4 separate regions of the Homo sapiens genome follow, and all the other regions are linked to region 4. Evidence: chromatin loops called from intact Hi-C (ENCODE). Cell type or tissue: heart left ventricle. All regions are shown on one strand.

Region 1 (8,000 bases), 120 kb after region 4:
TGGGCCTTCTGCCCTAGCCCATTTCTTTCTTCCTCCTTTAGTTTGTCTAATCCAAGAAGTTCTCCCATTATAGTTACTGAAGTGTTTCACTCAGTGCTCTAGGCTCAGCAGTGTCTAATACATATACACATAAACACACATATACACATAAACACACATATGTACCTACTTCTAATTGTATTTTGATGAGGGTCAGCTGAAAAATACATGTGTCTCCTTCTTATAGCTTCCCATTGTCAAGGTATCCAGTAGTTAAAGCCCTTTTCTATCCACCCCCTAACCCCCAGGAACAATCTCTCAGCTTCCATTAGATGAGGACTTTAAAGACCATCTGGAAGTGCTTAAAGAGTAGTTGCTAAGGATCCACAGACAAAAGTTCTTTCCAAAAGGAAAATCCTACATAGTCTCCTCTACTCAAAAAGGAATGGTCTAGAGGTCAAACATACTGGAAACAAATGTGACTTATCCCAGGAAAATCACCTGCCTTCTTCCTTACTCTCTCTCATCACAATTCTGATTTTTTTCCTGATTTTGATGCCTGTATCACAGCTTTCTTTTACATAAGAGAAAGTTGTTTTCAAAATTGCTTCTATAATTGAAGGCAATAACTAGTACAGGCAAACATATGCATAAATCAGGACAGTGTCTAGTTATCACTGCAAATGAGAAGCTCATACATTTGCTCTTTTCCAAAAGGCTGCTGGAATATGGCCCCTTGGAATTCTAACAAGCAGCTTTAACTTAGCAGTCTGTGCGCTGGCTTTGCTTTGAATACCACTGATGTAGTTCTCATCAAGGTTTCCAGGGCTTCTAGAATGTAAAACTTTAAGCAAAAGAAGCCCTTGGATTGTAGCATGCCTATAATAACCCCATATGCAATCACATGATTATTTACTGGAGTTGCTTTCTCCTGAGCTATAATACCATAGTTGAAAAATCACTGCAGGACAAAACAATAATAAAAGTATTACATTTTTATTTATAAAATAAAACTCTTCCTTCAAGAGGAGCCCCCCAAGTAGCCAAAATAATAATGGGAAAGAACAAAGCTAGAGGACTCACATTTCCTGAATTCAAAACTTACTACAAAAGACACAGTAATAAAAACAGTGTGTCAGTGACATAAGTATAGGCATACAGAACAATGCAATGGAATTTAGAATCAAGAAATAAACCCACAAATCTACAGCCAATAGACTCCTGACAAGGGTGCCAAGATGATTCAATCTTGGAAAGAATAGTTTCTTCAATAAATGGTGCTGGGGCAACTGGATATCTACATGCGAATTAATGAAATTAGACCCCTACCTCACATCATATTCAGGATGGCTCTATGACTTAAATATAAGGGCTAAAAATCATAAAACTGATAGAAGAAAACACAGGGTGTAAATCTTAGGGTAATTCTTCATAAACTTGGATTCTTAAATATAACAACAAAATATGAAGGGATCTAACATATGACAAGAAAAGTGGGAAAAAAAGAAAAAATAGATACATTTGACTGTCAAATTAAAAACTTTTGTGTATCAAAAGATGTTATCAAGAAAATGAAAAGACAGTCTACAGAATGGGAGAAAATATCTTCAAGTCATATATCTGAAAAGGATCAAGTGCCCAGTACATATAAAAAAAAAAAGTCTTACAATGAATTCAACAACATCAAAAAAGCAGACAACCCACTTAAAAAATGGGCAAAGGGCAGAGAAGAGGTATAAATGATCAGCAAGCAAGTGAAAAGGTGAACAATAGCATCAGTCATTAGGGAATATAAAGCAAAACCACAAGGAGGTACCATTTCATACCTACTAAGAAAGCTCTAATTTAAAAAAAACAAACAAAAAAAACAAAAAATTAGTGTTGGTGAGGATGGAAAGAAATCAGAACACTTGCTGTTGCTAATGGGAAGGTAAAATGATTAGAATCCACAGAAATGTCACTGTGTAAAGTCCCAGGGACAGAGCACTATTAGGTAGGAAAAGGGTCCCAAAATGAGAATAATGTGATACAGTGAGCTCCTCAACATCGGTGCCTTGCAGACTCTTAATTCCTTTCTACTTGTACAGAAGAAAGAGCAGAAGCCCACAGAAGAGGAGGAATAAGTGAATTCATTAGAAATTAGTTCTGAGCCTCATGAAAATCTTGTTTTATAATATCAGCATCTATAGGAAAGGAAGGAAAATGGGGACGAAGATTCTCAGTATCTGCAATAAGAAAAGTCCTATAGATTCACCATCTCCCTGTCAATACTTCCAAAACCAATGAAAAAGGTAATACTGTGCTCATTTTACAGATGGGACAACCCAGGTCCCAGGTTTCAGAGCTCACATTCTTCCCACCACACTGTGATGTATCCAGCCAGGTGACAAATTTAAAAATCACCAAAATCATTCAGTTTTTCAATAAACTTCTACTTGCTCAGAAGAGTGAGTTAACTTCTATTTTTCTATTAGCTCAGTATGGGCTCTTTAACATACCTCCAATGCAAAAATGTAACGGCATCTATCCAAATTCTAGACCGCTTTATTATTACATGAGGAGTATAAAAAAACACAACTGTTGCAACAGTTTCTTACAGCTTATTTTTCACAGGAGGATTGCCTCCTCCCAGCTACCTGAATGGTCACTATAAAACCACCAGTCCTCCAGCCATACGGAAAGGGTCAGGAGATCACGTCAGCACTTTTACCAGCAGTGCCTCTGGAGTCTTCCTCAAACTGCTCTCTTCCTGCTTTTGTGACACTTGATTCCCCCCACAGGCCACAAAATATGGAAAGGAATGAAGCAGCTGATCTGCAAGGTGGTTGCAGCCAAGGTCACCGGCCGGTTCCTCTCCTGGGAGGGTTTATTTTAGTCTTCAGTCCTCAGCAAGCTGCCCTTTCCCACCTGAGGACAGCAAAGACAAGATGCCTGCTCTTCTTTTCATTTCAGAAAAGTAAAATAGTTAAGAACTTTTCAAATGCAACAATTTCCAATAACTTTAAACATTTTATTGATATATCAAAAAATAATCCAGGGAGCTGAACTGGATTTATATTGTTCCCTCTCTCTTATAGAAGCAGATAAAACAAAGCAAACATGCCCAATGCAGGGGAAAAAATCCATATTTCAGTTCTGGAAAAGATTCAGAATGCCCAATTTAACATGGGAGTGTGTGGAACAGGTGAGGAAACAAGAAATCCTATCTTTGGAATAAGTTCTTACTATTGCCACCACAAAGGCCCTCAGGAAATGACACAGAAAAACAACCGTAATACAATGACTTCAATAGCATACTCACAAGCAATATGTGACAAGCTCAAAGAAACTACAAAATCTAAGGGCAACGGCTAGAATTTTAGACTATTTTTCTAGACTCGACTGTTACATCTTTTCCAGGTCCCTTAAACCTTGAAGGTAAACTGAAGGTAGAACAATTAACAATGCTAATACAACCTTTTAAAAAGTTCACCTGAAAACCAAGACAAGCCTTAAGCATTTGTTAAGTAGGAAATGAACATTTTGTTTTCAAATGTATCCCACTACTATAATTTATGGTTAATGCTTCTCTTCTCTAACTTTTTCTTTTACAAAGTTGAAAAAAATTAATATTATGTATATTTATACAGCGTAAGTATATACTATGTGATATATATGGGTAGTATACCCATATACTTACCAGCTAGATTCTACAATGAACACTTTATGCTACTAGCTTTTTTGAATATCTAGCCCTTCATTCATCGGTCTATCCATCCATCAGCATTTTTTAATCCATTTCATAGTAAATAAGTTGCAGAACTCAGCATGCTTCACCTAAACTCTTACACAGCTGGCATTTCAATCTTTTCCAGTTGAAAGTATGACTTCACAAAAGAAAGGAGGGAAAAGAAAGCAAGTCAATGCTCACTATGCACCTAGTTTCAGAGCCCATGTTGAGGTAAAGATGAGATTGTGGCAAAGGAGAGGGATTTTCCTATGAAAACCAGGGCGAACAGTATTTGGTAGAATGTTGAGCTTAGCAACTGTTAGGAAAGTTCTCTCTCAAAGGTCATGGTGTTGGCCCCATGCTTTTCCCCTTTCCTTCTAATCACCTTGGGAAGAGAAACCCAGTTGGCCAGGGACAGCAAGAGACAGAGCAAAGGAGAATCAACCTAGAAATGGAAAGATGGTGAGAAAAACCTGGCAGTTGGCCAAACCGAAGAATTCTGTCTTCTGGAGATGACATCCTTAGGTGGAAAAGGTAAGACAAGTCTTTTCAGTAAGACCAGTAAGGGGTTAGAAAATTCTTCCTCCTTTTTGTTTTTGCTCTTTCTCTCTCCTCTCTCTCAATTGCTCCACAAATTAAAAAATGAGAGGAGAACAGCTGGGGTTGGTGTTTGCCCACTGCTTGGGAAGGCCTCTAACAATAAAGAAGGAAGATAATGAAAAATAAACAGAGGGCCAGGGTTGGCCATTTAGTGCCTAAGCAGAAGACTTCACATTTTGTTAAGGACTGTCCAGTCCAGCTTACTGGGTAAGGAGAGAAGAGAGAGCCACTGTATAGAAGGGTGCCCGGGAATGAAAGCTGTGCTCATACCACAGCGCTCCCAGAGCACAGCTCAAGAGAGCAAGATGGGTACAGGAGTGGCAATGGAGAGGGTCCCTGAGGCAGATGATATTGCCCAAAAATAGTTGCAATATTATCTTCGCACATTGTGACTTCAACACTCCTGTCTCTGAGAGTTGAACTCATAAGTCTCTTCCCTTTGAAACTGGGCAGACGCCATTTTGCTTTCCATGATTTCAGGTACCCAAGGTCAACCACAGTCCAAAAGTACGAAATGGAAAATTCCCGAGATAATTCATAAGCTTTAAATTGTATCCCATTCTGAGGAACACAATGCAATCTCTCACATCCAGAAGCATCCTTTTGTCTAGCTTATCCATGCTGTACACTCTAGCTACCCACTCATTGGCCACTAGTAGTTATCTTGATTATCAGATAGAAGAAATGTAACATATATAAAATTCAGTACTTAACACAGTTTCAAGCATCTACTGCGGGTCTTGGGACGTAACCCCTACAGATAAGAGAGGACTACTGTAATGTGATAGACGTGACCATGCATGACTTCCAAGGCCAAGTCATAAAGCAATGCTGCTTCCACCTGGTTGGACAGAATAATCACACTGAAGCCCAGGCAGGCTGTCCCCCTGCTCTGAAGCTGCCATGCTATGAGAATAAAGCTGCCCATGAAGAGAGACCACATAGAAAAGACCACATGAGACTGGGTGAGGAGGAAGAAACGCTGAGCCATACCAGCTGCCTGCTCTTCCAGCGTCAGCTGCCACCTGACTGCAACTGCATGAAAGAACTCAAGCCAGAAATGCACAGCCGGGCCCTTCCCTAACTCCTGACCACAGAAAAACTGAGAGGTAAAAAGGTGACTGCTGTTGTTTGCAGCCACTATATCTTCAAGTGACTTCTTACACAACAATAAATAACCAGAATAGGTCCCAACGTATATACTATATCATGGTGATATCTCATTTCATGTACTGCAAAATTCGACTCTTTGAGTCTGGTATCAGTTTGGCCACTAACTATACCTTTCTCATTGTATATGTAACACTCCAGCCCCATGAGTTTGCATAAAAGTATTATACCCAAACTTTTCTAGAATCCTCCCCCAAAACACACGATATACATATATAGATTTTTTTCCCATTGAAATTCCCTCCCTTTCCTCTTTAAAATTTTTCTACTTTCTACCCTCCATTCAAGGCCCACTATCTTCTAAGTGACCTTTGAAGGTTATCAGTGACATCTGAGCTGCCAAACCTAAATGTTTTAATCCTAATTCATGTACAACAGGGCACTAAATCCAAAAATGGAAGTAGCAATAGCACCTCAAGGACAGATCAGCTCACTCTCTCTGGACCACGGTGCTGCCTCATTTCCTTACTGAGTAGTGTTACCAAGCTGGGAGATTCAGAAGCACTGACTAAGAGTCTTATTCAAACAGAATAAGGCCTTTTACCAGAGTTTCTCTATAATATTCTAAAGTTGCACTGGCCAATATGGTACCACGAGCCAAATGTTGCTTTTGAGCACTGAAATATGGCTAGTCTTGAAAGCCGTTTTAAGTACAAAATATTCAGTGGACAAAAAAAGGTAAAACCTCCATAATGTTTACATTGATTAAATGTTGAAATAATTATTTGGATATGCTAAGTTAAATATGTAACTAAAATTAATTTCACCTGTGATTTTGGACATTCCAGCCTCCAGTTTAGGCTGCTGTAACCTCTTTCTTTTCGCTGTCTTAATGAAGCTACAAGAAAATTCAAAATGTTCTATGTTGTTCACGTAATATTTCTATTGGACAGTGTTGGCTGGTCTAGGACATCAGGTGAACAATCATGAAATTTTGTGCTGTACTGAATCGAAGGCACCCAAGAGGGCTGGGCACAGTAGCTCATGCCTGTCATCCTGGCGCTTTGAAAGGCTAAGTTGGAAGGATCACTTGAGGTCAGGAACTCCAAACCAGCCTCGTCAACATAGCTAGACCCCATCTCTACAAAAAAAATTTTACAAATTAGCCAGGTATGGTAGTGCATACTTGTAGTCCCAGCCTCTTAGGAGGTTGAGGCAGGAGGATAACTTGAGCCCAGGAGTTCCAGGGTGCAGTGAGCTATGTCAAGCCACTGCACTCCAGCCTAGGCAACAGAACCAGACCCTGTCAAAATAAAATAAAATAAAATAAAATAAAATAAAATAAAATAAAATAAAATAAAATAAAATAAAATAAAATAAAACAAAATAAAATAAATAAATAGAAGGTGCCCAAGAAACACTATATATTTCCCTTAAAAGCTTATGAAAAGAAAATACTTCCAAAGGCAAAGGTGAACTATTAGGAAATAAAATAAAGGATGGCTAAAAGAGATGAGAATGAAGAATAATGAAGTTAACCTGTGTGCCTGGAAATGTTCCTAGTAAGAATAATCTCCAATCATACAATCACATGACATCCTCACCTCTTCTTTCAGGGCACTGAAATCATTATCCATGATTTTACTAAGGAAAGCTTTGAAATGTCAAGTTTTCTATTTCTAAAACTCTAATATATGTAGAAATTCTACTCACTGAAAATTACCTAGGTGTCTCCCAACACTGCAATTACTTTAGGACTTAGCTCTTTGAACCAGTAGCTGACTCCATTCTCAGAGGAGGAAAAATAATCCTATGCAGCCTCTGAAAGTGCTTAACCTACACCAGGAAATGGGCTAAGGATTAAAAATGTGCCCGCAGGAGTGAGGCAAGGAGGAAGATGGAATGTGGATTGGTAAAGCAGACACTCTAGTGTCCTGCCCAGATAACACTGGGTCCCTTTAATCGTCTTGTGTGCCCTTTCCCGGCTTTTGTGTGCTTTGCTGCTAAGGGATGGTACCAACATTTCTTAAGAAAAACCTTCTTCAACCACCGAAGCTGCTTCACATGCAGATGAAGACAGCAGAGGTGCTTGGAAGTTTATAGCCCTCTCTTACCTGCCCACAGTCAGTGACTGATGCAGGAGTGGAAAAGCCCAGCTCCATTGCCTTGATGTGGAACAGACTCTAGGGAGCAATTATGTTCCAGAGCGGCCCACTGCACCCCCCAACTCTGCCCCCAGGATCAGGCTGGGGCAGGCACATTGCTTGAATCATCTCCCTGCTTGGCTTCTTCCCTTTCCCTTCCCTTCCCCCACTCACTAGTTTCTCCTGGGAGCCCTGCCTTGATAAACCACTTGTGCAGAAATCCTCTTCTCAGTCTGCTTCTGGAGAGCTCATCTCACGACTCTTGGCATGCATGAATGTGCTCTAAGAAAATGTGAAAGAAACCACAGGTTTTTGTGCTTGCTATTGTTGTACCATGGATAAGAGCTTCTGTAACACTCAAGAGTTTGAAATAACTAAAGTATTTACAGGGTAATAAGAAGGATCCTCATTCCTATAGAGCACTGCAGCAACCCTAGGCCACAGATCTTAGATCAAGA
Region 2 (8,000 bases), 260 kb after region 4:
CTTCCTACATACAAAGTCTAGCCATGAAAGGAATTATTAGTTTTAAACAGAAAATTAAGTGAGCTGATTAAATATAGATCAAAGGAAGTTCTACCATGAAAAGACCAATTTTTGTCACTCATGGAAAAAATGTATCAATAAACAAAAAGCAATCTGGTGTTTCTCATTCTGGCCTATATTGGTTACCACCTATTATAATTAGATTAAAGGTAGTTTTGCCTTCTTCCCTTCTTCTTTGTGCTTTTAAGTTATTTTCCAATATTTTTTACATAATCACATATTTTATAAGTACCAAAGTTATTTTTAAAAATCTTAGACACTACTGAGATATAATCTCCTTTTAATTAGGATAAAGCACATGTTAATATATTTTTAAATATATTGATAATTAACTAGTCAAAATTAAATTTATAACTTTAAAGTAACTTCTTATCATATTGTCACCTATAAATTCTGGTACAAAATCACATTAAATCTTTTAAGGCTATTTTGTACTTTGAAATAAGCTAACTAATGAACTGATATATACATTTCATATTCATCTATTTCTGCTCCAAAAATTAGGGGAAATTACCTGTTTCTTGTTCCAAACCATTCTCCTTTATCTGTGCTATTTATTATTTGCCAACTCTTAAAGTATATTTTTATATTTTATATATTATATGACATCATTATGTCATTTCTCTGACAGTTATATTAGTCTATAAAATACATATTTATATGTCTGCATATATATGCAAAAGTATATATATATTCCTCAAAAAAGTACACATTTACATATATATACATTTATGAATATACCTATATGATCTGTACTGTTTAGAGATTTCCAGCAGAAGTGCCTGTCAATCCAGTTTCAGGTTTTATATAGGCCAACCTGACCAACTAGTTTGACAAGGCTAACAGTAGTTTTGAATTCTATTTTTTTCCACTTAAGTGACCCATTGTTTAACCAAATCAGTAAAGAATTTTACAGATTAGCAACCTCATTCCTCTTATTATATTGGTCACCTTTACCTTTCCCAGAGACCAATATCCTGCAATCACCATGACTTGATTCATTAAGCATTTATTTGGTACTTAGTATTTCTCATTACTGTGAAGGTAGGAGCTTACAGAGTGTGGCAGTTCACGAATTATAAATGTAGCTGAAGGTTTAACACTTATCTGTGCATCTTACTATTAAGCCAGTGATCTCTAAATTCTTCTAATGATGAGAAAAGGGAATATTGTTTCAATTTTCTGCTAATGTTTCAATGCCAAAGGTGATATGATGAGTTCCTTGTATATGTCCACAGGACTTGCTACACATGGCCAAGCCAGTCCAGAGATCACCTCCAAGAGTCTGTGTATGAGAAGAACTGCACTGCAGCAAACTCTTCAAAGAAAATTCAACAGATCCCTTTCCTTCTCTCTCTAACACCTCATAAGGAAGGCAAAAAAAAAAAAAAAAAAGAAAAGAAAAGAAAAGCCATAATAAATTGAGGCTATCTGCAATGACAGAGGCTGATATTCTATTCCCTGCCTGGATGCCTGCTTCAGTGCAGAAACCATGGCTTGTGCATCAGATTGGCTGGCTGATGCCATCTGCAAGGCAACAGAGCCCCAGTAGAAGTAGAAGCAGGCTGTGCCCTCGGGGTCTGATGGTGTTAAGATGAGAGTTTTCCTGTGGACCTTGTGAATACTATGGAAGGTTGTCATGTTTGAATGATCCTGAAAAGCCTCCATCTGAGTGGGCTGCCTGGACAAGGACACAGAGACACTCCAGTGATCTTCCACTGGAATATGAGGAGCTGATATTGCAGTGCTCAAAGCAAATAATGGCATGATGCCAATGGACCTGCAAGGGCTCTCCAAAAAATCCATCAGGGTGTGTATGAGAAAGAACTGGCCTTGAAAACAAACAGCACCTGCTACGTGCAATAGCCTTGGCCCCTTTTATGTCCCCCGTGTCAACTCTGGAGGAGCCAGATAATGTGTAGGAGAGGAAGAGAGGAGAGTTAAACCAGGAATTCCTTTTCTTCCCTACTGCTGATCACTAAGCCTGGGCTCAAGCCTAAGAATGAAAAAAGGGGAGAAGCTACAAACTGGATGGGAAAATGGAAGTTTTGATTTACATTGTACTATGTTTTTCTAATATTTGAAAATTAGGTTGTTCCAATACTGTAAAATGACTGAAAAGCTATAGGATCTGCCAAAAAAAATCATTCAAAGTACAGGAGAGGAGAGAATAAAGCTATTTTCTGTTTATGTCTCACTAAGTGTGGCCCATCCAACAAACCAATTATACTATGTATACAACCTATGTATAGTATACTATGTATAGTATAAAATAAGTCTTGTGACTTTTTTCCATAAAGTTAAATCTGAAAGAAAACTGAGAAGATATAGAAATATCAAAATGCAAATGTAATATATTTCATAAAATGTTAACCACAGAATATAATTATGTCAACAACTTTAAATGTAAATGGACTAAACATTCCATCTATATGGCAAAGATTATCGGAATAGATTTTTTTAAAAGCAAGAATCAACTATATGCTCTCTACAAAGAGACACATTTTAAACGGAAACACACAAATAAGTTGGAAGGATGAAAAAAGTTATATCATGCAAACAGTAAGCAAAATAATGTTGAACTGGCTATATTAATAAGACAAAATAGACTTCCACACAGAGGATTACTAGAGACAAAGAGAAACACTTCATGATGATAAAAGGGTAAATATAAAAGAAATAGTTCTAGAAGCCTAAGCCCTTCATTTAAACCGGTGATGTGAAATGACTTGCTCAAGAACACATAATCAGCTAGGGCAATGGCCAGCTATAAGTCACTTCTCCCAATTTCCTTTTCGAAACCTTTTCCCTATGATCGGTGCTCCTAATCTGAGCTCATTCAACATGAAAGCAACCAACCTATTTGATCAAAACTGTCAACTTGGTAGCTAGGCAAACACAGCCTTGGAAGGAGGGGAAGACCACATGGAAGGGGTAGAAGAGGGTAGAATCCTGAGCAGGGTCTGACTCCAGCTGAGGCGCTACAACTTGCTAGTTATGTGGCCCTGAACAAGTTACTTAAATGGGCCTCAGTTTCTTTTTCTGTAGAATGAGGATACTGCCACCTATCTCACAGGATAGATATAAAAAATGATGATAAGGAGGACGAGGTCAATGACTTGACCAAGGTCACTCGGCTTCTCAGTAGCAAAGCCAGGACCCCACAATGCACATCATACACGCTCACAACCATTTTGCTAAACTTCCTCCCAAAGGAGAGTCCCTAGAGGAGTTCCTGACCTTCACAAGACACTTCAAAAAATGTTCATTTCCTTCCCAATATACCGATGCTGTAGTTGCAAGTAACTTTATAAAGGTATTTCTACATGGGATCCTCACACAGAAACATATATCCTTTTTCATCTACATACACGAGTTTGAGATGATCACTTTTTCTCATCATGATGGCTTTTTCTCACTCTTTGTAAGGTCCTAAGGTCAAAGTGAGTGAGGCAGGCAGGGTAAAAATTTCAGTGATAATTTAATTTATATCATCTCTTATATTCCAAATGAAGCCACATAATTAACACATTTTAAATCATCCCTCAAAAAAAGAGTTTAAACATATCATTTTGCTTAAAGGAAGAAACAGCCATTCCACTGTTTTGTGGTTATAATAACCAAAGAGGCATCACATTCTCAGGACTGTAAACTCAACTTTCAGTTTGGTGAAGGACTCTTCAGAAAATGAACTAATTCCCATGGGTAAGTCTGTGCTTCTAAGACCAATCCCCGTATAATATGTTCAAGTATCTTGGCAATTTTCTGGATTATTTTTATTACGTAATTGAGGATGTTATACAAATAGGTGTGATTTACAATCACGCTGGTCTTTCTCTTTTCAGAGTCTAGTCAACTATCTTAAATGTCAAGGTTACAGTCAAGGTCAATATATTTCACCCCAGGAAAGTAGGTGTCAGCAAGGCAGTAATGCCCACTTATGCTGCCTTATATAAGGCAGAATTTAAAAGTAAGACAAAACTTGATAATTAATGTTAAAAAATGCATTGCTTAGATACTAATTTTAGAAGCAGCAGAATGCATACAAATCCAAAATAAGATATACAAAACCATGAAATAAGGAAGGAAAGCAAAATAACAGTTTGTGGCCCATGTCCTCATCTTACATATTAGTTTTAGGACACATTTAAAAGCCTACTACGTGCTAGCTACAGTACATGTCTGATTTAAAATTTGAGAATGAATTATGACTGCTTGAAAGAACTAAATAGCTCATAACTAATGTATTCAAATAAACTCAAATGACCAAACCAGTGGTCATTTCATGTGACTCACTGAAAGTTCACGCACATATGTAAAGGAGAAGAACCTTTATTATGTGACCCCATTCTATGCTGTAGCTATGTCAGGTTCTGAATAGTATTTTAAACAAAATATATCACACTTAATCAAATGTATGCATTACCTAACTAATAAAATAGCACCATACTGTTTAAAAAGCTCACTCAAGTAATAATATTGGAAAAAGAAAAAGTAATATATTCTTTTTTTTTTTTTTTTGAGATGGAGTCTTGCTCTGTCACCCAGGCTGGAGTGCAGTGGCACAATCTCAGCTCACTGCAAGCTCCACCTCCCGGGTTCACGCCATTCTCCTGTCTCAGCCTCCCCAGCAGCTGGGACAACAGGCGCACGCCACCACGCCCGGCTAATTTTTTTGTATTTTCAGTAGAGACGGGGTTTCACTGTGTTAGCCAGGATGGTCTCAATCTCCTGACCTTGTGAAAATATATTCTTTTTTTATTTAAAGCAAATCAATGTCATGCTTTATATTGAAGATGTCTTTATATCCAATCTTTATATTAAAGAATGTACTGAATATAAATCATTCAGCAGTTATGTTTGCTGTTTTATAACCTCAATTCTACAAATATTTTATTTCTCCATTGGTGATAAATTTAGATTGAAATTAATAAATAAAATAACTCATTCATAGCACCTCCATTGTGCTGCTGGGTTTTTTCCTGACAGGCACCAAATTAAGCAAAACACTACAATGCACTTAATGAATGTCTTATGATAATTTATTCCCCACACAAAAAAAAAAATTACAAAGAGAAAGCACCAACTAACTAAAGAGAAATTAAAATATTTCCTAGACTACTGTTAATATGTTAAGAAAACAGAGCCAAAACCATTTTTATTTTGTTTTAGAAAATTACCCCAGGACTTACATTGATAGCAGAAAAATTCAACAAATACACATTACTTATCAAATTACAAATTAGGCAATGATTCAAGTTCCTAATTATGGAAAAAGATTTGAGCTCATTTAACATGTTTTAATTATAAGACTCCTTAAAGAAGTATGTGCAATTCATGTAGAAAAAAAGAAACAGATAAAGAAACAGGCTAAAGAAAGACATGATTTATCTCATCTCTGCCTGTAAACAAATTAACTCTTATGAAAGCTCAGTGAAAGCAAATACTCTCTAAACTAAACCAACTCAAGAAAAAAATCACCTTTTGAAATTAGGAACATGTGTTCAAATGCCAAAATTATTATTCTGATATTTTTGGTCTGTAATACTTTGTTTCTGTATCACAAGGACTGCTTTCATCTGCATGTAAAAGAAACCCTCCACTGTATTAGGTTTCTAGGACTGCCATAACTAAATACCATAGACTGACTAGCTTAAACAACAGAAATTTATTTTGTCACAGTTCCAGAGGCTAGAAGTTCAAGATCAAGGTGCCAGTGCCAGCAAGCATGGTTTCTCCTGAGACCTCTCTCTTTGGCTTGACGACTGCTACCTTCTCCCGTGTCCTCATATGGCCTTTCCTCTGTGCCTGTATGGTCACAGATGCAGCCATTCAGATTCAGGTCAGGTCAACCTTATTTTGAAACTTGTCTATACCACTGATGAACCATGTGACCCTCAGTAAGTGCTGTAATCACTCAGTTTTCTTAGTATCGAATGGTCGTAATTATACCTAACCTGCAGAATTGCTGAGAGAATGAAATGGGATTGTATTCTGAAGGCCCAGGGCACAATGCCTAAGCCTAATAAATAATGGGTTAGGGGCCCGGTGTTAAAGAATCCTGGAAGTTTCAACATTTTTAAAATATTGCAAAGCCATCCAGTAAAGACAAAAATATCAAAGAATTGGCTCCATTTCTTATGTATCCCATTCCACAGTGTGGCTCAAGCACCTGCGGTGTGTGTGTGTGTGTGTATGAGTGTGTGTGTGTGTAGAGAAAGAGACTTCCTTTCTGAGGGTCTCATACCCTGTGTCTCGTATCCTGTGTGAGGATAGGAAGCAGTTATTGGTAAGCACTTATGTTCCCTGCACCATAACCCTTCTGCAATAAGAAGGCTGCTGTCACCTCTAGAAGGAAATGGACAGGAACTGCTCTTGAGATATTCTAGACCAAAAACCCTGTTGACAAATGAGACATACCTTCCATGTAATTATTGCCTTAACCTTTCCAACAAAGCTGGAAGCACTTTGGTTCAATATTAAGTAGAACATTTCCAGAAGGTTTTCAGAAGGCATCTGCTGCTCTTAATTAAGGAGTGGATTCCTCCTGATCATCAATCTTTATGGAAAACCTGTTGGTCTGCCATGTTTATAATACTGTAGCTGAGAAAATAAAAATTAACATAAAACAAAATGGTTTGGGAGAGCCTGATTCTGGCAGAGCCACTGCCAGGATATGTGTTAATACCCAAATCATCTGCACTTTTAAATTTCCTCATTTCCCTTTGGTAGCTGCACAAGAAATCCCTCTATGCTACTTATGGCAGATGGGGAGAAACTTTAACCAGTTACTTTGAAACTCTTTCAAAGGAAATGAAAAATGGACAGAATGGGGCCAAGCTTAAGATTCTCAGAGGGCCTCACAGGTCCAAAAAGTCTCTAAATAAAAGGAAATATTCTCTATCTGTATTTCCAAGTGCTATCATGAAGTGTTTTCTGAAAAGCTGTAATAACTAAACTATAATCCTCCTAAATGTTGTCTGCACTGAAATGTGAATAATGATATATCTAATAATTAACATACTTAGCACTTTTCGACACAAAGCTAAAAGAAATCTGTGAAATCAAAAAGAAGCCAAATGTGAAGAAAACACCTCTTAAGTCCTATTAATGCTCCAAGCTTGGGGAGGGGGGCCTGGTGAAGACTGTCAAAGACACTCTTTTCACAAGATTCAAACCACTACGAATAAAATGCTCCCTTCTGGTTTTGGAACTATAAAACATGTTCTTTCAAAAACAGTATTGTATTCAGCAGAATATTTCCCTTCAATTAATTAATGGCTTTCTTGCTTTCTCTGTTTGGCACTGATGTACTTGCAGGTCATTTTGAAAAGAAAATGCTACAAGAAAATGAATACAAAGCATTTTAAATTACTAAGAGTCCCACTTAATAAAATAATCTGATTAAATAAATTATTTTGTTCCTAAATTTCCAACCAAGTTTGAAATAAGAAATTTTTTTTCTAATTCCAGGTTATAACACACTGTTAAGAAAAATAAGAATAACTTGATTAAAATCGAACTCATAAAATAGGAAAAACAATATGAGTATGTGCCTATCAGGAAAAAAATGATAACTTATCTTCAGGGAAATGTCTCCTCTGGATCTAGTATACTGATTACAATATCAGGATTTCTGTTACCAGAAATAATGGATATAGAATTTTCAAATTACTTATCATATTTCCAAATTGATTATTCTGCTACTTTTCAATGACCAGTGTAAATAATCATGAAATACTTTTTTCTTTAATAGGTCTGCAGATGGCTTCGGTTTACTAAACTTTGGCTTTTTTTTTTTTTTTGCTTAATCATCAGATTGTTTTCCTAATTTACCCAATCTGCAGGCTTTGCAATAATGGCATTTGGTTATTTATTCATTTAAGAGACATCAACTTAGTCACTAATATGCACCAGATTGTTCCATTTCCCAAGAGAGT
Region 3 (8,000 bases), 130 kb after region 4:
TTTTTCGGAGTCTCCCTCTGTTGCCCAGGCTGGAGTGCAGTGGCGCCATCTCGGCTCACTGCAAGCTCCGCCTCCTGGGTTCATGCCATTCTCCTGCCTCAGCTTCCTGAGTAGCTGGGACTACAGGCGCCCACCACCATGCCTGGCTAATTTTTCGTATTTTTAGTAGAGACGGGGTTTCACTGTGTTAGCCAGGATGGTGTCAATCTCCTGACCTTGTGATCCACCCGCCTCGGCCTCCCAAAGTGCTGGGATTGCAGGCGTGAGCCACCGCGCCCAGCCAAGGCTTTGTAAAATTAAATGCATGGCATTTACACTCCTTAATGTAGAGGAATTTCTTCTTTGAACTTAAAATATTTAACAAAACTTCTGAGCTCTGCTGGGGTTCTTTTTTTGGACTCTTGAATCAAGTGTTTATATTCAATAAGCACATAACTCGTCATAGGAACCATTTATAAATACAGCTGATGAAAAATGACCTATTTAAGGATAATACAACTCTTAAACAGAGAAAGTGGATAGTCCAGATTAATGTGATGAAGGAGTGAAAAGCAGATGATGTGTCCACACTGATTTAAAGTCCCGAGAGAATTATTCAGTCCCTCCTACTCCCCAACTCCTCTTTGCCTACTAAGACATGGTTTATGAGTCATCCTTGGGGAGTAGTAAAAGATAGCGCACTTGACTAAAAATAGATAGGAACATTCAATAATAAATCTACTTTCTGGATATCTCTTGTCATCATTAAACACTGATCACTTAGAGAAGTGTCAGGTTGTGCGATTCTTCCTTCCCCTCATGGAAAGGCCGGAAGAAAATCAGCCACGGGCACTGCCAGAAGATAATGAAGTATCTCACATGATATGCAAAACGCTGGAGGAAAACACTCAGCCATTAAATGCCAACAGCCCAGAGGAACAGATCCTCCAGGAGGACCTATTAGGAGAAACAATAAAGTTGCTGGTTCACGCCATTACTATAAAATGACCTCTTGTTCCTGAAGGTAAGAAATGATACATAGTCCAAATGCTTTACTTGTAACAGCAATTTAAAAATAGCAATTTGAGCCAGGTTCGGTGGTTCATACCTGTAATTCCAGCACTTTGGGAGGCCGAGGTGGGCAGATCACGAAGTCAGGAGTTTGAGACCAGCCTGACTAACATGGTGAAACTCCGTCTCTGCTAAAAATGCAAAAATTAGCCAGGCGTGGTGGCATGCACCTGTAATGCTACTCAGGAAGTGGAGGCAGGAGAATCGCTTGAACCCAGGAGGCAGAGGTTGCAGTGAGCCGAGATTGCGCCACTGCACTCCAGCCTGGGTGACAGAGCGAGAATTCCGTCTCAAAAATAAATAAATAAACAAACAGCAATTTGATCAAGGGATTATAAAAGAACATGTCTCATATTCACTAGGATTCTGGCTCTGGAATACAAGTATTGGCAAGTTACAGTTTATAAATAAAACAAATCAGCCATATAAAGATATTTCCAGTTCCCCTTTTTGCGTTTCTTTAAAAGTTTGTAAAATGAACCATTAGGGGAGCACTGGAAGAATTTATTTACATCATCCCCTGGTAGTTCCCCCAAAATGGAGGATTTTTGCTGATAATGTACACAGTTGTGATTTTTCACATCAGTGGGAATCTTCTTAAGCAAAATCTGCACAGGACTGAAAACAAGTCACAGAAACATTTCTCCCCAGAAAGAATTGTAGACAATGATCACTTCAAAAACATGTGATGCTTACTAAATGCGGGCAACACTATTGCAGAGAGCAAGTAGAAAATCTAGCAAAGGGTAAAGTGCCCAAGGTTAGTAGTGAAATTAATAAAATTGAACCTAGAAAGTGCTGGGAGATCCTGCTTAATGCTCTGCCGCATCAAGGAAGATGTCTGTGAATCAGTTTTGAGAGGCATTTCAGAAGCAGCATCAGCCAGAATGAAGGGATTCATCTTACAGACTGAAAGTTCTAGAAACCTACAACCAAAGACTCTCCACACAGGCGGTAAAGTACTCACTGGGCAGCTCTGGACTGACTGCAGGTGATGTCCACTTCGTCAAACTCACAGCAGCACTGTCCTCTGAAACAGACACAGACAAGACAAATCGATGTAAAGGACTTTTAGAGTTTTCATGGAGAAAAACAGTCCTTTGCACTTCAAAATCAGAATCTAATGTAAATTTAAAAACGTCAGAAAAACAAAAAAAAATTAGTGGCATAAGTTGCAAACAAATGACACAGACACACAGTCATCATATCAGAATTATTACTGCTATACTCAGCCAACAGAGTTTATACACTCTCTCTACAATGCTGCTAATATCCTACTCACCCTCTTAATCTATTAAAATAATTAAGCAGCAATAGAACAACAAGGCTATCTAAAACCTTCTCAAAGTAAATATAATTATCTTTTCCTGATTAGCAGTATAATGTCCTTAGATGAACTGTAATTGGAAAAAACTCTTTTTATAACAGAATTACATCTATTTGCAAAGAGAGTCTTTTTTTATGGCTGTTTCCGTATTGTCTTTGTTATTAAGTTGTTTATGTTGATTCTGGATTTGACATTGGATTTCTGATTTGGCTGAAATCTAGATTTCAGGATCTTTTCAAGGTGGAGTGGGAGGAAAAGTTCCAGGTGGTGTCAGAAGTACACAAAAGTGGCCGGGTGCAGTGGCTCACACCTATAATCCCAACACTTTGGGAGGCCAAGGCAAGCAGATCACTTGCCTCAGGAGTGGAGTTCAAGGCCAGCCTGGCCAACATGGTGAAGCCCCATATCTACAAAAAAATACAAAAATTAGCCAAGTGTGGTGGTGCGTGCCTGTAATCCTAGCTACTCAGGAGGCTGAGGCAAGAGAATCACTTGAATCCAGGAGGCAGAGGTTGCAGTGAGCAAAGATCATGCCACTGCACTCCAGCCTGGGCAACGGAGTAAAACTCCATCTCAGGCCGGGCGCAGTGGCTCACGCCTGTAATCCCAGCACTTTGGGAGGCCGAGGCGGGCGGATCACGAGGTCAGGAGATCAAGACCATCCTGGCTAACATGGTGAAACCCCGTCTCTACTAAAAATACAAAAAATTAGCCGGGCATGGTGGCAGGCGCCTGTAGTCCCAGCTACTCGGGAGGCTGAGGCAGGAAAATGGCGTGAACCTGGGAGGCGAAGCTTGCAGCAAGCCGAGATGGCACCACTGCACTCCAGCCTGGGTGACAGAGAGAGACTCCATCTCACAAAAACAAACAAACAAACAAACAAAAACTCCATCTCAAAAAAAAAAAGAAGTACACAAAAGTAAGGGGAAGCCCATTTCCATATGGTAAGAAGGCAGAGGCAACTGATGACACCTGGGAAAACTGTGTCTATAAAGTTTGAATTGAAATTTGTGAAGGTCACGATCTATGTATAGAGATGACTACAGCACAGTCCTTTAATAAGGTCTCAGGTAGGTTGGTACATTCATATAATACAAGACTACACCATGAAAAACAAGAGAGGAAATCTGTACCTATATGAAAAGACATAGAAACAAATTCTCAGGTCATTTTATTAATTTAAAAAGTCTGAAGTAGTGTAGTAATATGGATACTATGGCTCCATTGTGTTAAGACAAACCTCACTAATCTATATGTAAATACACAGACATATATATCGTTATACACAAATAACGCATCTGGAGGGAAAACAAGAAACACTGAGTGTGGCTACCTCTAGCTCCCTCTAGGGGACCAGTACTAAAAGGAGATTTTTAAAGGGTAAGGTCTTTGATTTTAACCTAACATTTAACCATTATGTAATATTTTACCATGAAGCAAATAATTTTTATAATTAAAATGGAAAAAAAGCCAATTCACTCCAAAGTCTCTACAGAAAGCAACATCCCACTTCAAATATACAGAATTAGGGAATACACAGCATCATGTACCCTGACTTTACTAATTTAGTGACTATTTACTATGATGCAGGCTGGCTCTAAGCATGGATTGAATCATCATTTATAATCCACATAAAAACTCAAAAATGTATGTACTCTCATTTTATAGAAAAGGGAATGAAGAAGTTGAATATTCAAGAATCCCACAAAACTGGCATTCAAACCCAGGCACCCTCGCCCATGTTTAACCCCTACAGTGCCACTTCTTCCATGACATTTACCAGATTTTCAATCTTACATTTATATTTGTAATTATGTATTAATAATGAAGATACGACTCCCATGAAGACAGGGATTATGTGTTATTGAAAACCACTAGGTATTTCCCCAATACCTACCATAACGCCTGGCACAGAGTAGATGCTCAATAAATCTTTGTTGAATGCTGAATAATTAGGTGGCCTACCTACAGCTGGAATGTTAAACTATATGACTCTTTTATGTCTCCTGAGGCTATGAAACAGGCCGAGTTCCCAAAAAGCTCATTGATTAATGATCCTGCCATACCATGCTCCTCGTTTTGAGAAACCACTTGCTGCCCAAGTCATTTCGTAATCAAAGACTTAGAGACTGGACACATGTTTTCCCTTCTCTTCTTTAATTCCCTAGCAACTATCTAACATAAACTGCCTCATTGTTCCATAAACCTTTCTAATTCTGGGCATATATAAGATATTGCAACATGTGGGGAAGGCAATGTTGAAATACTTAACTACAAAGAAGTTAAGCAGTATAAGCAATTTGTCATGAACTATTTAGCTACTGGCATATCATAGCCAAACTATTGCAACTGACTTGGAGTTGTAGTAATATGTGAATGAAGACTCCAGCATACCAACTTTTCCTTTCAAATACTATTATTCTGGGTCATGAAGGGATTACATGGGGCTTTGGTAAAGAAGGGACTGTGTGCATGAGTGTGTGTGTGAGAGACAGAGGCTGTGTGTGTGTGTGTGTGTGTGTGTGTGTGTGTCTGGGGTGTTTATGTATGTCTTCCCACGTGTTTTGATCTTTCAAAGAAGAAAGATATTTTCCCATAATAGGTAAACAAAATTGCAAATCCCAGAGTTGTATCAGTGTTAATGCAAACAAAAGCTGTTTCATTCAACAAAGGTATCAAGACCATTCAATGGGGAGAGACAGTCTATTCAACACACGGTGCCAGGACAACTGGCACAAAGACCACATATGGTATCTCACACGCAAACGAATGAAGATAGGCTCCTACCTCACAACATGGACAAAAATTAGCTCCAAGTGAATCACAGAAGTAAAACTATAAAATTCTTAAAAGTAAATATAACATAGGAGTAAATCTTTGTGATCTTGGGTGGCACCATCCTTGTGACCAGAACAATGGTTTCTTAGGTGTGACACCAAAAGCATGAAGAACAAAAGAAAAAAGAAGATAAGTCGAACCTCTTTAAAAACTTTTGTCCTTCAAAGTACACCGTCAAAAAAGTGAAAAGAGAACCCACAGAACAGGAAATCTGATAAAGAACTTTTATCCAGGATGTAAGAACTCTTAGAACTGGACAGGAAAAAGACAAATAACCCAATTTAAAAATGGGCAAATGACCTGAATAGACATTTCCCAAAAAAGATATACAACCATGAAAAGATACTTAACCATTAGGGAAATATAAATCAAAGCCACAATGAGATACTGCTTCATAGCCACTAGAAAAGCTATAATCAAAAGACATAACAAGTGTTGACAAGAATTTAGAGAAATTGGAAACTTCATACACTGCTGGTGGAAATGTAAAATGATGCTGCTGCTTTGGAAAACAGTCTAGCAGTTGCTCAAATGGTTAAAAATGAAGTAACTGTATTACCCAGTAATTCCACTCCTAGATATGAACCCAAGAAAAAATGAAAACATATATCCATATAAAAATTACATGTAAAATTTCATAGCAGCATTATTCATAATAGCCCAATTGTAAACAATCCCAATGTCCATCAACTGATAAACATATTAACAAAACGTGTAGTACGTTCACATAATAGAATATTATCCAGCAATTCAAAAATGCAACACAGATACACATGACTACGTGAATTAACTTCAAAGAAACATTACGCTGGCTGGGCATGTTGGCTCACGCCTGTAATCCCAACAGTTTGGGAGGCCAGGGTGGGTGGATCACCTAAGGTCAGGAGTTCAAGACCAGCCTAGCCAACATAGTGAAATCCTGTCTCTACTAAAAGTACAAAAATTAGCTGGGTGTGGTGGCACACACCTGTGATCCCACCTACTTGGGAGGCTGAGGCAAGAGAACTGCTTGAACCTGGGAGATAGAGTTTGTAGTGAGCCGAGATTGCACTGCACCACTGCCCTCCAGCCTGGGTGATAGAGTGAGACTTTGTCTAAAAAAAAAAAAAAAAAAAAAAAAAAAAAAGTATGCTAACGGAGAGAAGCCAAGCACAAAGACCACATATGGTATGTTCCCATGTATATGAAATGTCCACTACAGGCAAATCCACAGAAACAGAAAGCTGACTAGTGGCTCTCTATGACTAGAGGAGCAGCATGGGATTTCTTTTTGGGGTAATGAAGATTCAAAGGTTAGATTGTGTTGATAGTTGCACAATGCCACGAATATATTAATACTAAAAACCACTGAATTGTACATTTTAAGTGAGTGCATTTTATGATATGTAAATTATACTTCATGAAAGCAGTCTTTTAAAAAAAGGCTATAATACACATAGTGAGTTTGCCAGTCAGCTTTTTCCAAAAATGAGAAAACACTCACATTCTTCAAGAAAACACAGTAAGTGATAAAATTTATATATATTAAAAAGTCTTATTGTGATTCTTCAGGGGATTCCTTGTGATGGAAAACATCCAATTTTATTTTACCCTGACAAAAGAAAAGCATACATATGGAACTGCCTTCAAGCCATAAGAAAACACCAATATTTTACTGTAAACCACCACTAATCATGCCACAGTGTTTTACATAGTCTTATTTCAAAGCAATGGGGAACTTTAGCCAAGGGTGAAGCTTTTATTTCTCAGAGGAGGAAGAAACCTACAAATATTTAAAGGTGACATTGCCATGCCTGTTTTAGTGAATCTATATATGTACTGAACACAAAAAGACTAGCATGTGATGTCCTCCCCCAAGATATTCAATATTCAGATTTTGTTTTAAAGTGAAGAGTAACTGGGCAAGGTTGAACAAAAACAGATCATTTTACTCTGACTTAATACTGAACATGGAAATGATTGTTTTGCAAGCAAACAGAATGTTGGAAAGCAGTTGTGTCAGTGAGATTGTGCAGTACAACAAAGACTTCAAACTTTTGTAGCTTAAATCAATAACCACTTATTTTGGTGTTCTCTAGTTTGCAAGAGAAGCAAGAAGGCAGGCCCCAAAGCACAAGCACTTTCCAAGCCTCTGTTGTATCGCATTGGCTAATATATCATTTGGCAAAACTAGTTACATGGTCAAGCCCACATTCAAAAGATAGAGAAATGGTCCCACCTCTTGATGGGGCACTGCACACTGCAAAGCCATGAATGTACAGTGGGGAAGACCTTGTGGACGTTTTTACAATCGACCATAGCATTATTTCCCAAAGCGGAACACTCTCCCACTAATGGTCCATGAAGAGATATTTTATGGTTTATTACACTTTATTATTAATGGTACAGTTTCCATGTACCATCTTAAAATACAGATATTTTACAATGGTACATGGAGAGGTAATGTAGAATGCATGGGCATTAGCACTTACCTTCTATTTATAGAAAATGGAATCATTCTTCTATTGAATGGGTACATAACTTCTATTGGGTACATAACTATAATTATTTACAGCTACTTATAATAGTAATGTTACCACATTACCATCATTATCATGGTTGTATTTTCTTTTTAAGCAAATACATTTAAGTGGAAAAGATGAGTCATAAGTTCAGGTAAAACTCAGATTTGGCCAAATCCATAAAAGTGATTCAGGAATAACCCAAGTTTAGAACCTAGTGGGGTAGGACAATGCTTCTCAAACTTTAACATACAAATCACCAGCATATCTGGTTAAAATGCACA
Region 4 (8,000 bases):
ACTGAATGTTTCTCAGATCTTTCCTTCTTGTGTAACTGATTGAAGCCGAGAACAACTGATTTTCTTGCATTCTATCTCAGGATCTCTCAACCTTTAATGTCCACAGGAAGTACCCAGAATGACTTCTGTCACCTCTCCAACCACAAAGCCTCCTATCCTAGTAGCTGACTCCTGGTGTCATGATGATGTAGTCCAGGTTAAGCTTATCTAGGGATTTCCATGTGTACACAAGTGTCCTGTCAAAGCAACTAACCTGGACCATCCTTGGCTCCTGGTACACTTTATTTTGCAAAGAGAGTGCTTCCTTAAGTTTTTTTGTTTGTTTGTTTTGTTTTTGAGATGGAGTCTCACTCTGTTGCCACGCTGGAGTGCAGTGGCGTGATCTTGGCTCACTACAACCTCCACCTCTTGGGTTCAAGCGATTCTCCTGCCTCAGTCTCCTGAGTAGCTGGAACTACAGGCATGGGCCACCACGCCTGGCTAATTTTTGTATTTAGTAGAGACAGGGTTTCACCATGTTAGCCAGGATGGTCTCGATCTCTTGACCTCATGATCCACCTGCCTCAGCCTCCCAAACTGCTGGGATTACAGGTGTGAGCCACCATGCCCAGCCAGTCCTTCCTTAAGTCTTATAAGAGAAAGTGACTTCAAAGGACACATGGTGCAATTCCTTTCTTTAACAAATGAGGATTAAAAAGATTAATATAATTGAAATGATTTGTCCAAGTTCAGGTTTCATCAAAAAAATATTCCTGGATGAATAGCTGAATGAAGAAATAAAGGAACAAACAGGTATCTTTCATTTAAAATGCCAATAAGGTGAACACAATAAGTCAATATTAGCATTCACTTTAGTGCAAGTGTGTTAATGCTACATGGTGCCTGATGTCTATAGCTATGGTTCTAAATGATCCACAGACATGTTTGTCATTTTGCACAATGTTTAAAAAATGAGTTGCCAACATTTTAATATCAAGAGATTTCATGTAAAAAATCCACGTTAGTATTAAATGGACATGAAAACAATCTAGAAACCTCAGGCCCATGTTTTGGTAGTTGGAAAACTAGCTGGAAATAAGTGAAAGTGCCCCCCTCAACAGCGTATGTGCACTCCAACTTGCTAAAGTCCACACCCTCCCGTATTTGTCTTTGCCTGACATGTTTTCAGCTATTCACATCATTTCCCTGGCTCCCACAGGCATCTGAGTTCACAAAATCTGGTCTAAAGGAACTATCACTTTTGGTGATGCACAAATAAATAATTCAGAGTTCAGAGAGCGCCATCACGGATGAGACACTGAGGTAGCAGCTGCTAGGAGAGATGGTCTTGCAAGAGCAAATGAGAACTGGCAGGCAAGGAAGAAGGAGCCACAGAGGAAAAAGGTGGTCATGGGAGGCCCCAGGAGACTGATTTCACCAGCTCCACAGATTCTCTGATGACCACAGCCCATGTAAGGCAGAGACTGGTGGTCCGTAAACTCAACCCAGCAATAGAAATAACAATAAAACCCATTATCCTTATTTGGCAAAAAGAAAACTCTTAGGTGGGATGGGACATTTAAACTTAAGAATATGCACTCAATTATTTGTTCTGATTCACAGCTCTGCACTCCGGACAGCTTAATGCCCCCCCTCATTGATTTGTTTCCAATGAACTCAGAAGAGCTTCAAGAAAAACAATTAACAAGAAAATGTCAACTTTCAGTCTTGGAAACGTTAAAGAAACCCAAAACAAAACAAAAATTAACACAGAGACCTACACACTCATCCCACATTTGAGCCTCAAAAACTGTTGAAGCAATGTGGTGAAGAAGCTTTTATTAATTAGTATACTGGGGTTTGGGTGATCAATAGGCAGTTCAGATTTACAATTTAGCTGCTTTAGTATTCAGCAGGCATCAGCTCAGTTGAGCCTGGGCATCAGACCACTAAGTTAATGTAAGTTCTTTAAGGCCTCTGCAAGTAAAGCAGGATATAAATGTTAGTGATTGAGCTTTTCTGCTTAGCAGTGATTCTCTAACTTGAGTGTGCATAAGAATCACTTGGAAGGCCGCTGAAATCCTAGCTTTCTGATTCAGTAGGGTGGGGCAGGGCCTGGGAATCTGCATCTCTAATAAGTTCTCAGGTATTGAGAGCCACTGGCCTATACAGTATAATTAAAACTGAATTTTAAGAAATGCAATAGCCTTTCTAAGAAGTCCCCAGACGAGGCTGAAGCCTCTGATCCCTTGGGGTAATGCTGTGGTTAAATATCAGTAGAGGAACTGGTTGCAGGGCTTGGAGGCTTTGCAGGATGTTAGCAAAGCCAGGAGGACTCAATTTAAATAGAGAATCAATTTTTTTTTTAGTGAAACAAAGAATAAATTCCTTCTTCTGGAACCATTGCAGTAAGTCTTTCACTCAACACAATTCAAGTTTAGCAAAGCAATTTTGACTTTCAGCCCAATTTGTTAAAATAATATTTTATTACTGGTAACAAATAACCTGACTTTATCTTTTTGTACACAAAAGAATACATAATATTTTTGTAATTTAATTTCTATAGTAGTTATTTACATGCTTATTTGATGACTTGATTACAAGGCATAATTTATGAAGTTTGCCAAATATTTACAAACCTGCATAAAGTATAATGAGCAGTCTGGTCTAAACTCAATCCCAATATTTGCATTTTGAACGTCATAATAACAGCTTATTTTTTGTAATCAAAGGAAAATTCAACTTGGTATAGAATAACAGATTTATTTATGGAGATGTTGAATGAGGCCTGCATTTCCATCTTACGTCTAGTGACTGTGATTTCAGTTTGCTGTGCAGTGCCAGCTGTAACTTATTAATGAAAGACATCTGAACTGCCTTCAACTTTGCTAGACACCAAAATCCTTCCAAGCTAGTTGTATTCTGAGCGAGGAAAAAACAAAAGAAAACATGAGAGGAACTAAAGTTGCTTTTCTAATGAAATTAACTTATTAGAATGCTCATATTCAATTATTTCTATAGTGCCTTGTAAAACAGTGAGCAAAAAGATGAGAATGATTCCAGGAAAAAAAAAAGAGCTTTATTTCAGTTTAGAAAAAAATGGGAAAATACCTTCATTTGGCTGTATTTATTCTTTTTTTGAGATGGAGTTTCACTCTTGTCGCCCAGGCTGGAGTGCAGTGGTGCAATCTCGGCTCACTGCAACCTCCACCTCCTGGGTTCAAGCAGTTCTCCTGACTCAGCCTCTGGTGTAGCTGGGATTACAGGCATCTGCCATCACACTGGGTAAATTTTTTGTTTTTGTTTTTTTTTAGTAGGCTGCATTTATTCTTAACTGTTTTAAGCTTTATGATGTATAAGACTCGCCTATTAGCGAAAGGTGTACTAGGTTTGGGGTAAATATGACAGCAATTTGTTAGTAATTCTTTTTAACAGGCAGTTGTTTAGGAGAGGAAATGAAAGCTAAATTCTCTAACTGTAACGACAGGAAGGATTTAGGTAAGCAGGACATAATGATCCAAACTGGAAAGAGGCCAGGACACCAGGGTCAAAACCTCCAGTCTCGTCATGGATTCTTAGCAGCAGCGCTATTACATCCTGAAATGTGGCTCTAAAAATAACACACGGGATCCCAGAGTTCTGTCTTTCCTTTAGACTATCATTGAATCACATTTTCTCAGTCTTGTTGTCAAAGGATCATCTTCCTGTCTGTTCTAACAACTGAACTGTACAAACTTGAGTTGCACAACATTAAGGTTTATACACCTTTATCACTTGGGTTGGAATTCATTTAGTCAACATAAATACCTCAATAGAATAGGTTTTTATTGAGCACTCACTAAGTGTCGGGCACTGACAGTTCTAGATGTTGCAGATACAGCAGTGAACAGAACAGTGCCGTCCTGCAGACAGAGGAAGAAAATAAATGAATAAATGGATATTATGGTAAGTAAGTCGTGCTAAGAAGAAACACAGAGCAGGAAAAGGAGTGAGGAAGTGCCGAAGGCTGGTGAAATGGGGAGCTCCTGCTAAGACAATTTTCCAGCAGACACGTGAGGGCTGTGGGGGAGAAAGCTCTGTGTGTAACTGGGAAAGAGCACGATACAGACAGAAGGAACAGCAAATGCCAAGTCCCAGAGGCTGGAAGAAAATGCGTAGGAGGAAAGAGAGAGATTAAGGTAGAAAGGGGAAGGGAGGTGGGGATGATATCTAGCAGGGCCTTGGAGGGTTCTGAGCAGTGGAGTGATGTGATCTGAATTACATTTTAAAAACATCCCTCCAGCTGCTGTTTTTAGACTAGACCAAAATGGGCAAGGCTAAGGAAAAGAGACCAGTTAGATACCTCTTGGGGCACAATAGGGAAGAAATGATATTGGCCTGGACCATTGGCCTGGGCCACTGTGTCGTGATGACGTTGGTGAGGAGCAGCTGGATTCTGGATACCTGCTGAGGGTAGAGCAAACAGTATTTGTGAACAGACTAACATAGGACACAAGAGGAAGGTGTTCATGGTCTCTGCAACTGAGAATGGTCTCTGCAACTGAGAGCACATTTGTTGAGATGAAAATGACTGTGGGAGAAGCAGGTGAGAAGAGTTGAAAGCTTTGATTTGGGACTTACCGGTAGAGGAGAAAGGTATATAGAACTGAGCACAAATCTCCTAAATAGGTAAGAGTGGCAACACAAACGTATTTACTCTCAAAGCAGAGAGAGAAGCTGAAGAAAAGACAAGGTGAGCTACCAAGGTGTCTCTTAACAATGCTGTTATCTTTTACTGAAAAAAGCACAATCATATTTTCAGAGTCATATGCACTGGAAAGTATTTTGTATTTATTTAAAATTCAACCCTGAGAAACTCAGGTTTCAGATAATATTTTATTGACTCTTAAAGCACCCACTTGAATATGAAAAAAAAACTATCAGAGACCCTCTTTGAGAAGTAGAAGAATACAGAAGGGAAAATGGCTTGCTGAAAGTCAGGAAAGCTTCCTCCACATGGAACATGGTCCTTGGTATAAAAGACACTAAGTTCAAAGTTTACCCTTTTGCCTAGATTAAATGTTGGGTTAAGTGAATTATTCCAAATGGTCAGATCTTAAGTGTAATAAGAGCCTAGGAATTAAAAAAAAAAAGACTCATGAATCTCATAGGATACTCATAAGCAAGTTCTGTACTAGAAACTCACTTAACTTACATTTCACTTGTCAGACCAAGACTCATCAGGTGTTTATAAGACAAACAAAATACACAGATTGCCCAGGGAGTGCTGGACTCTCCCAGCCAGCAAGCCACTTTCCAATATTTTGTACTCTTTTACTCTCACCTTACATGTCTACCATGGGTTACTTTTGTTTTCAAACCTATTTATTGTCAGTTGTCATAAAAATTGCGTAAACCAATGACACGATCTTGTGGAAAGAAAGGGCATTGTTGTTTCTCTAGCTGAATATTTTGGGAAGATTTCTTTAAAGGCAAGTTGCCAAAAATATTTTTCTCAAATTCCATGTAGACAAGATAACTAAAAGATTAGGGAAAAAAGTCACAGAACTGTAGGATTTTGCATTCCATTGCACTCTGCCCAATGAGTGTCCTTAGTCTCAGATCCACCTTAAAGAAACCAAACTGGCTATCTGAGGCATTCAGAGTAAAGTACAGGGGGAAAAAAAAAAAAAACCCCAAAACATAAAAGCCACGCAACAGATCCACAATTAATGAAAAGGCTTGTCCCTAACATTAAAAGATTAGTCAACAATAGAACAACATTTATATGCCTTAAGTTACAGTGTTTAAGGTATATATGAATTAATTTTAAAAAATGATTACTTGCTCGAATTGACTTTTGTGATAAACTGACCAAAAATGCACCTTCTCATTGCATGGGCTAAGTAAGAGGGCTGTTAGTATATTTCATGGCCCCCTGATTCTAGGCTCCTAGGCTATACTCACGTTTGAGTAGAACCACTCAGTGAGTCACAAACACTATTTCATGTACCCTGGGAAATCTCTACATTTCTCATTGGCCCAATTTGATTTATGTATCCTGCCATCATTTCGAACTGAGGTAATTATATCTATGTGTATTTCATATAAAGACTTTCACTTTGATGGCTTGTGTGTTCTATTAGGAATAGAAACACATATAGAGGAATAGAAATAAAACGGTGGTGATGGAGAAAATGTTGTCAATGCTGAAGGTGGTAAATATGGTTATTTTAAGTTTTGAGATAAGGAAGGGGGCAAGAGTATCCACATGCAGGTATATTTGGTGGAAAAATGTACTCAATATTTTCTCCAGTGTCAATCAACCGAAAGGACAATGCACTGTCCAGTTTGGACAATGAGATTTATATTTATTTATATATTATGCTATTAATGAAATTCGATGTAATAGTTCCCAGAAGCTGAAACACTTAGTTTCTTCAGTAAGAGCAGGCTCAAATAGTATTGAGTTTGAATAAAAAATCCAATACAGAATTATTTTTTAGTTCTTAACTGGCTAGCTGCTCTTAAATTTCAATGGCAATAATACTAGGAGAAAACCTTCAAATCTTCCCTTGAAGTATACATCCCCCCACCCCCAACCCTCAAACATATATCACTGGTCATGGAACAACATGGGTTTGAACTATGTGGGCCCACTTATACATGGATTTTTTTTCAGTAAAAGTTACACCAATGTGCCTGCCTCTCCTGACTCCACTTCCACCTCCTCCACCTCTGCCACCCCTGAGACACCAAGACCAACCTCTTCCTCTTCTTCCTCCTCTGCTTACTCAACGTGAGGATGATGAGGATAAAGACTTTTATGATGATCCACTTTCAATTCATGAATAATATATTTTTTCTTCCTTATGATTTTCTTATTAACATTTGCTTTTTCTCTAGCTTACTTTATTGTAAGAATACAATAGGTAATACATATACCATACAAAAAGTATGTGAATTGACTGTTAATATTATCATAAGTCTTTCAGTTAACAGTAGGCTATTAAGTTTTGGGGGAGTCAAAAGTTATACATGGATTTTCGACTGCACAGGGGTATGGTAGCTCTAACCCCCACATTGTTCAAGGGCCAACAGTACACATCCATAATCTACTCAAGGGTATGTTTCAGAACGTGGTTCTTAGAATGGGCCAAGACTAACAGCAACCAAATTATGGAAAGCAAAAACATTATGGGATTTACTGATTTGAGCCATCTCCCCAGGACTGTATTTGCTCAGGGCACAGAGCAAAGTGGGTGCAGCATATAGGGCATGAGAAGACCTGGTTTTAGGTTGGACTCTGGCCCAGCTTGCTGTGTGGTCTCAGAGTTCCTTTACCTCTCTAGCTTCATTTTTCTCATCTGAAAAATGAGGTGAGAAGCCCTTCCTAAGGTCCATTTCGAACTCTAAAATTCTTGGCCTCTGTCATCCTAATAGCTAACACATATTAAGGGCTTTCAATAAGAAAGGCAGTACACAAAGTGCTTCCCACGTCATAACTCATGTAAGCCTCACAATCATCCTAAGAGCAGATATTCTAGTACTGTTCCCATTTTACAGATGAAGAAAATGAGGCACAGAGAGGTCCAGCGTATATCTGCTTCACATAGCTGGGAAGGGGACGAGCAAGGATTTGAACCCAGGCAATGTGGCCCCAAAGCCCCAATACTTGAGCTCATACTGCATCATCCTGTTTCTTGTAATATGAATTGGTAATTAGAGAAGGAGTTGATCTCAGAAGAGTAATAAAAGAACTTGAAGGCACTGCAAAATCTGTTCTCCCAAAGTGAGGTGACCTGAACGATAGCATAAAACCACCACAATAAGGACAGAACCAAACACTCTTATGTGACATCGAGCATCCACTTCTGCCTCCAGAGCTACAAAACAGGAGTTCTCAAACTTCACCACACATCCGAGTCACCTGGAGCATCTTGTCAAAAATGAAGATTCAGGATCAGAACATCTGGGTGGGCCTGAGACTCAAATGTGTAACAAGCTCCCAGGAGGGGTCTGTACTTCTGGAATGAGGACCA

Evidence for each region. Peaks named below come from ENCODE experiments on the same cell type or tissue, not always from the same donor. Only the 100,000 strongest peaks of a DNase experiment are listed, where the experiment ranks them.
Region 1: a loop joins it to region 4, with 2.0 times the contacts of the local background. A loop is called at or near these places in 25 of 110 quality-filtered maps.
Region 2: a loop joins it to region 4, with 2.7 times the contacts of the local background. A loop is called at or near these places in 24 of 110 quality-filtered maps.
Region 3: it touches region 4 in a loop (2.2-fold over the local background); 24 of 110 quality-filtered maps call a loop at or near these places.

What each region holds. Positions count from the first base shown.
Region 1 is chr20:9,220,817-9,228,816 of GRCh38, reverse strand. All of the region lies in intron 3 of PLCB4 (phospholipase C beta 4), which reads right to left. Among named protein-coding and RNA genes, the nearest start is that of PLCB4, 160 kb to the right of the region's middle. In heart left ventricle, no CTCF peak of the experiment used is centred here; no DNase peak of the experiment used is centred here; H3K4me3 peaks cover 281 bases; H3K27ac peaks cover 1,451 bases.
Region 2 is chr20:9,081,634-9,089,633 of GRCh38, reverse strand. The region is part of intron 1 of PLCB4 (phospholipase C beta 4); the gene reads right to left. Among named protein-coding and RNA genes, the nearest start is that of PLCB4, 17 kb to the right of the region's middle. In heart left ventricle, no CTCF peak of the experiment used is centred here; no DNase peak of the experiment used is centred here.
Region 3 is chr20:9,211,470-9,219,469 of GRCh38, reverse strand. PLCB4 (phospholipase C beta 4) reads right to left here. Exons shown (of 40, transcript NM_001377142.1): 3 at 2,018-2,080. Among named protein-coding and RNA genes, the nearest start is that of PLCB4, 150 kb to the right of the region's middle. RefSeq lists a silencer at 541-741. In heart left ventricle, a CTCF peak has its summit at 3,726 (motif pointing left); no DNase peak of the experiment used is centred here; H3K27ac peaks cover 1,262 bases.
Region 4 is chr20:9,340,309-9,348,308 of GRCh38, reverse strand. The region is part of intron 7 of PLCB4 (phospholipase C beta 4); the gene reads right to left. Among named protein-coding and RNA genes, the nearest start is that of LAMP5, 170 kb to the left of the region's middle. In heart left ventricle, no CTCF peak of the experiment used is centred here; no DNase peak of the experiment used is centred here; H3K27ac peaks cover 1,697 bases.